Regions from separate parts of the Homo sapiens genome. Here region 2 is linked to region 1. Evidence: chromatin loops called from intact Hi-C (ENCODE). Cell type or tissue: adrenal gland. All regions are shown on one strand. Each heading gives the region's core, and the rest is flanking DNA. Links, peaks and the distances in the headings are about the cores only. Region 1 overlaps ZNF771 (zinc finger protein 771). Region 2 overlaps GDPD3 (glycerophosphodiester phosphodiesterase domain containing 3).

Region 1 (2,904 bases), core at 192-2,691:
TCCAGAGTAGCTAGGACTACAGGCATGCCACCATGCCCAGCTAATTAAACTTTTTTTTTTTTTTTTTTTTTTTTTTTGTAGAGATGAGGTCTCCCTATGTTGCCCAGGGAGGAATCGAACTCCTGGGCTCAAGTGATCCTCCCACCTTGGCTTTCCAAAGTGCTAGGATTACAGGTGTGAGCCACCACGCCTGGCTCTTCCCATGATTTAAGGCTTCTTATGGTGCCACAGAACCTAACACAGTACGTCCTGCCCTAGCTTGCAAGGCCCCTCTGTCCCCCAACTGCCTTTCCAGTCTCATTTCCTCTGAGTCTTTGTTTTTGCTGTTTCCTCCTCCTGGAATGCCCTTCCTCCTCCTCCATGTGCCAAACCCCTGCAAAGCCTTCAAGGCCCAAGTCAAAAATCATCTCCTCTGGGAAGCCTTCCCCACTGCCTTGAGTCGTTTGTCTTCAATCCTCTGTGCCCCCACATTCACTTCCCTGATCAACCCCAGTTCTCATGGTTCAGCCCAGGCCTTTGATAAAAATGAGTTGAGCCAGGCGTGGTGGCTCACGCCTGTAATCCCAACACTTTGGGAGGCCGAGGCGGGCGGATCATGAGGTCAGGAGTTCGAGACCAGCCTGACCAATATGGTGAAACCCCACCTCTACTAAAAATACAAAAATTAGCTGGGCATGGTAGTGCGCACCTATAATCCCAGCTACTCAGGAGACTGAGGCAGGAGAATGGCATGAACCCGGTAGGTGGAGGTGCGGTGAACCAAGATTGCGCCACTGCACTCCAGCCTGGGCGACATAGTGAGACTCCGTCTCAAAAAAAAAAAAAAAAGTTGAAAAATCTCAAGAAGGATGACCTTGCCCAAGGTCCTGAGCTTTGGGGAGAAGAATAAATGTAACAGCAACTATTTCCGTGTTTATTTTGTGCCAGACACAGTTCTAACTCTGTGCATGTGTTGACTCATTCATTCCTCACAACTCCAAGATGTAGGTGCTGTTATAATTTCCCTTTTACAAATGAGGAAACTGAGGCGTGGAGCGGTTAGGAAACTTGGCCAAGGTCACACAGCGGGTAAATGATGGAGCTGGAAGTCCACCCTAAGCTCTGGAGCCTGTGTTTGTAACTTAGAGGCCAAAGGTGGAGATCAGGCAATCGCAGGGCCAGAAGAGGCAGGCAGAGCTGGATAATGGGCGAAGGGGGCCCGCAACAAACACAACCAGATAGTTATTAGACTATCCAGAGGCCTAAGGAGCTAGTCCCCTCCCCCAGCACCCAGCAGGCCCACTAGGGGGCAGCAGAGCATTCTTTCCCTGGGAACTGGCTCCTGGGCAGGAAGAATCAGAGTCCCGGCCCCTGCAAGCTGGGTCCCTGGGGCCAAAGCCCTCTGCTGGTACTCAGGGCTGCTCAGGCTGGGGGCAGACAGAATCCTCTGGGGTTCTGAGAAGCGGAAACGTATCTGGTGGCAGTTAGGGTCTCCAGGGGGTGAAATTTAACTCATATTCTGATCTCAAAACCTTCAAATACCCTCAGAATAAAAGCCAGACTCCCTGTGTGGCCTGCCAACCACCCCCACTCATCCACACTACAGCATGACCGAACCACCCACCCTCACTGCTGCAGTGCACTACTCACTCGTCTGAGCCTCTATAAGGGCCATTTCTGGCTGGATACGGTGGCTCACACCTATAATCCCAGCACTTTGGGAGGCTGAGGTGGGAGGATCACCTGAACTCAGGAGTTTGAGACCAGTCTGGCCAACATGGCAAAACCCCAACTCTACTGAAAATACAAAAAATTAGCCGGGCGTGGTGGTGCATGCCTGTAATCCCAGCTTCTTGGGAGGCTGAGGTAGGAGAACCACTTGAACCCGGGAGGTGGAGGCTGCAGTGAGCCGAGATCACGCCACTGCACTCCAGCCTGGGCAACAGAGCGAAACTCTGTCTCAAAACAAAACAAAAAAAAATTAGCCAGGTGTAGTGGTGCATGCCTGTAGTCCCAGCTACTTGGGAGGCTGAGGTGGGAGGATCACCTGAGCCCAGGGAAGTCAAGGCTGCAGTGAGCTGTACTGCACTACAGCTTGGGTGACTGAATGAGACCCTGTCTCAAACAATAACAACAGTAATAATAAAAGAGCCATTTCCTCTGACTGGGTCCATCACCCCACTTCTGACCCCAGACTCCTACTAGTCTCACATAAGCCATCCTTTTACTTTGAGACCTGTGGCCAGTTACCAAACTGCCCTGGGCCTCAGTCTCCTCATCTGTAAAATGGAATAAATGCTACCGACATCATAGAATCGAGGTGCTTAGAACAGTGCCTGGCACATAGAAAATGCTAGGCAAGGGTTAGCTATTGTTACTGTTGCTGTTGAACTAACCTGACCTTTCCCCAACCTCTAAATCTGAGTTAAGTTCCCACTTCTAGGCTTCATCATCCCCCTGTACCTGCAGCCATCACACGGGATTCTAACTGTGTGGTTACCCTTCAGTCTAACATCAAGCTCCATGGGGGATCCAAGGACGGAGTTTAATCTCCTGCACCCAGCAGGAAGCCTGGGACAGTAGGCGTGACTTTTGTATGATGGAAGCCCAGGCAGTAGGGCAGAAGGATGGGCCAATCCTGAGGTTTTAGATCCGAGATTCTGGGAAAAGTAGGGGCAAGATCCCTGGCTTCTATCTGAGGGAGGCTGGGCCTGGACCAGGTTTGGGGACAGTGTGCCCCAGGGTGTGTGTGACACATACCTCCTTGTTGTCCATGGGGATCTTGAGTTTCACCACCTCATACTTCTCCTCACCCTCATCCTCCTCACCCTTCACCAGCAGCACCATCTCCTCCTGCATCTCTTCCTCCTCCTCTTCCTCTGCCTGCTGTTCGCCAGGCATCTTGGTGTCCTGAGGCGGGGAGCT
Region 2 (2,904 bases), core at 105-2,604, 300 kb after region 1:
TAAATGCAGAATGGGAAGAGATGCATGGTGGCACCCCATCATGTAGTATTTCCATCTTGCAGCCTCAACAGACTTAATCACTTCAAGAACACAGTAATAGGAAACTGATTAGCAAGAGATATGCTTTGAATATTTATTACTGGATTTTTGTTTGTTTTGGGTTTTGTTTTTTGTTTTGTTTTGTTTTTTGAGACAGAGTCTTGCTCTGTTGCCCAGGCTAGAGTGCAATGGCGTGATCTCAGCTCACTGCAACCTCCACCTCCTGGGTTCAAGCGATTCTCCTGCCTCAGCCTTCTGAGTAGCTGGGATTACAGTCGCCCGCCACCACGCCCAGCTAATTTTTCTGTTTTTAGTAGAGATGGGATTTCACCATGTTGGCCAGGCTGGTCTCGAACTCCTGACCTTAGTTGATCTGCCTGCCTCGGCCTCCCAAAGTGCTGGGATTACAGGCGTGAGCCACTACGCCTGGCCACTTGTTGTTTTAATAATTTATTTAGGGCCGGGCGCGGTGGCTCACACCTGTAATCCCAGCACTTTGGGAGGCCGAGGCGGGTGGATCACGAGGTTAGGAGATCGAGACCATCCTGGCTAACATGGTGAAACCCCATCTCTACTAAAAACAGAAAAATTAGCTGGGCGTGGTGGCGGACATCTGTAGTCCCAGCTACTCAGGAGGCTGAGACAGGAGAATGGTGTGAACCCGGGAGGCAGAGCTTGCAGTGAGCCGAGTTCATGCCACTGTACTCCAGCCCGGGTGACAAACCAAGACTCCATCTCAAAAAATAAATAAATAAATAAATAAATAATTTAATTGTCAGTATATATAATTTTTTTTTTTTTTTTGAGACGAGGTCTTGTTGTATCGCCCAGGCTGGAGTACAGTGGTGCAACCATAGCTCACTGCAGCCTTAGAGTCCTGGGCTCAAGCAATTCTTTCACCTCAGTCTTCCAAGTAGCTGGGAGCACAGGCGCATACCACCACACCGGGCTAATTAATTTTTACAAAGTTTTTTGTAGAGATGAGGTCTCACTCGATCTTAAACACCTGGCCTCAACTCCTGCCTCGGCGTCCCAAAGTGTTGATATTACAGGCGTGAGCCACTGCACCCAGGCTATGATTTAATTTTTAATAATGGCTGGGTTTAATAACCACTTTGCAAAATTCCTGAGAATTTAACAATCAGCTCCAGCCTACTGCTGCTGGGGAGTCTCCATAGAGGAGGAGGTGGGTCCCCACTCTCCAGATGTAAAATTGTTCAGAATCTACAGGCCCCCTCCCTCCCTGCTCAGGTGGTCTTTTGGTGCCTTAATGAAGAGTCGGATTTTGAAGCAGCCTTCAGCGTGGGAGCCACTGGCGTCATAACGGATTATCCCACAGCCCTGCGGCACTACCTGGACAACCATGGACCAGCTGCCCGGACCTCCTAAGTCCAGAAGCCTCGAGGTCTCCTGTTTCTCTTCCTGAAAAATAAATATTTGCCTTTCGATCACATCGTTGTGCTGAGGGTGAGGAGTAGAGGGGTGGGTCCTGAAGATATGAAGATGGCAGCTTAGGAGGGAACAGGCCAGCCCTGAGGCTGGAGCCTGGGGCCCTCAGGAGCCTGACCCACTGGTTCCACTGCATTCCTGTCCTCCTGCCACACCCCACCCCAGCCTGGCCTCCACTCTCCTCAGCAATGTCCTCTCACGGCCAACCCAGGCATCCTGGCCCCCAGCCACTTGACAGCAACAGGTAATGGTTCCATTTTCCTGAGGCCATCAACAGCCCAGGCACCGGGCAGGGAACTTGATCTCTTCCATGTCTTGCCCTGTGAGCTTCCTTCTCGGGCTGCAGAGGATGGGCCTGGGTGGGACAGCTGAGTTCACCCAGCCCCTCTGCTGCCCCCGCCATTCCAACCTTCTCCTCCCAGGTCTCCTTCTCCAGAAGCTCCCAGAATGCTTCTGCCATCTTCAGCCCCAGGGCCATATTCACTGAAGGAACTACACATTCACATTTCACAGATACTTCCTGAGCGCCTCCTCTAGACCAGGCTGGGCCCACTGCAGTGAGCAACACAAGCCAAAGAACTGCAGACACGTGTTGAAACAGACATTCCCTGAGATCAGACCTAACCCAGCCTGGAGCACAGGGGTGTTGGAAACAAGTGCTCAGTGTAGTCAAGAAAAACCAGCACTGAGACAGATTTCCCAGCAAGGCATCTTTACTTCAGAACGGTGCTACTTGCGCAGCTTGTAATCGCAAGAGCACCCCAAACAAAGGAGAGAAGGGCTTTTTAACCCTAACGCAGTTCCTGTTTCTGTGTCCTTTCCCCATTGACTGGGGATGGACTGCACAATCTGAGCTGATCCCGACTGGCTAAGGTTTAAACTTTCCCAAACAGGGTAGACTGGCGAAAAAGAAGAAAAACGGGGAGAAGTTTATGACCAGGAAGTTGAGTCTTTGAAGAGCTTAGCTGTCCCAACAATTTCCTCTCTTCTATTTGATACTTCTTCCTCTGCAAAAAATTTTAACAGGATTTGGCTTCGTTGTTCTTCTTGATTATCCAGGAGCAAGAGCTTGTCCAAGTATGGAGGGAGAGAAGAGAGGAAGGCTTTAGTGAGGGCTGTTTCTATGAGCCTTTGAGTTAACCCACGAATACAAGGTATGATGCGGCAGCCCACAAGGATAAGTACACTTGTTACAATTGCAAGAGAGGTAAAGATTGAAGCCAGGAGTCCTTTCCATTTTCCAAACCACTTTTCCATGAGACCCATAAAAGGGTTATCTAGTCCAGAATTTTCGGCTAATTCATTTGCCAGGGTGGTAAGGCCTTGTAAAGCTTTTGTGATGGTCCCGTCGGCGGCTGTATTATTAGGGATAAAAGTACAACATTGGACTCAGATCATGACACAGACTCTGCCTTT

What was found. A loop is a pair of places that touch in the nucleus more often than their neighbours do. Peaks named below come from ENCODE experiments on the same cell type or tissue, not always from the same donor. Only the 100,000 strongest peaks of a DNase experiment are listed, where the experiment ranks them.
Region 2: it touches region 1 in a loop (2.9-fold over the local background); 44 of 110 quality-filtered maps call a loop at or near these places.

What each region holds. Positions count from the first base shown.
Region 1 is chr16:30,408,030-30,410,933 of GRCh38, reverse strand. It overlaps ZNF771 (zinc finger protein 771), which reads right to left. Exons shown (of 3, transcript NM_001142305.2): 2 at 2,740-2,889. The coding sequence starts at 2,880. Among named protein-coding and RNA genes, the nearest start is that of ZNF771, 1.9 kb to the right of the region's middle. RefSeq lists a silencer at 1,269-1,358. In adrenal gland, for the core only: CTCF peaks have their summits at 1,080 and 1,282 (motif pointing right); a DNase peak (open chromatin) is centred at 1,293; H3K4me3 peaks cover 338 bases; H3K27ac peaks cover 1,026 bases.
Region 2 is chr16:30,103,396-30,106,299 of GRCh38, reverse strand. It overlaps GDPD3 (glycerophosphodiester phosphodiesterase domain containing 3), which reads left to right. Exons shown (of 10, transcript NM_024307.3): 10 at 1,291-1,490. The coding sequence ends at 1,428. YPEL3-DT (YPEL3 divergent transcript) reads right to left here. Exons shown (of 2, transcript NR_135192.1): 2 at 844-2,843. Among named protein-coding and RNA genes, the nearest start is that of YPEL3-DT, 8.4 kb to the right of the region's middle. In adrenal gland, for the core only: no CTCF peak of the experiment used is centred there; no DNase peak of the experiment used is centred there.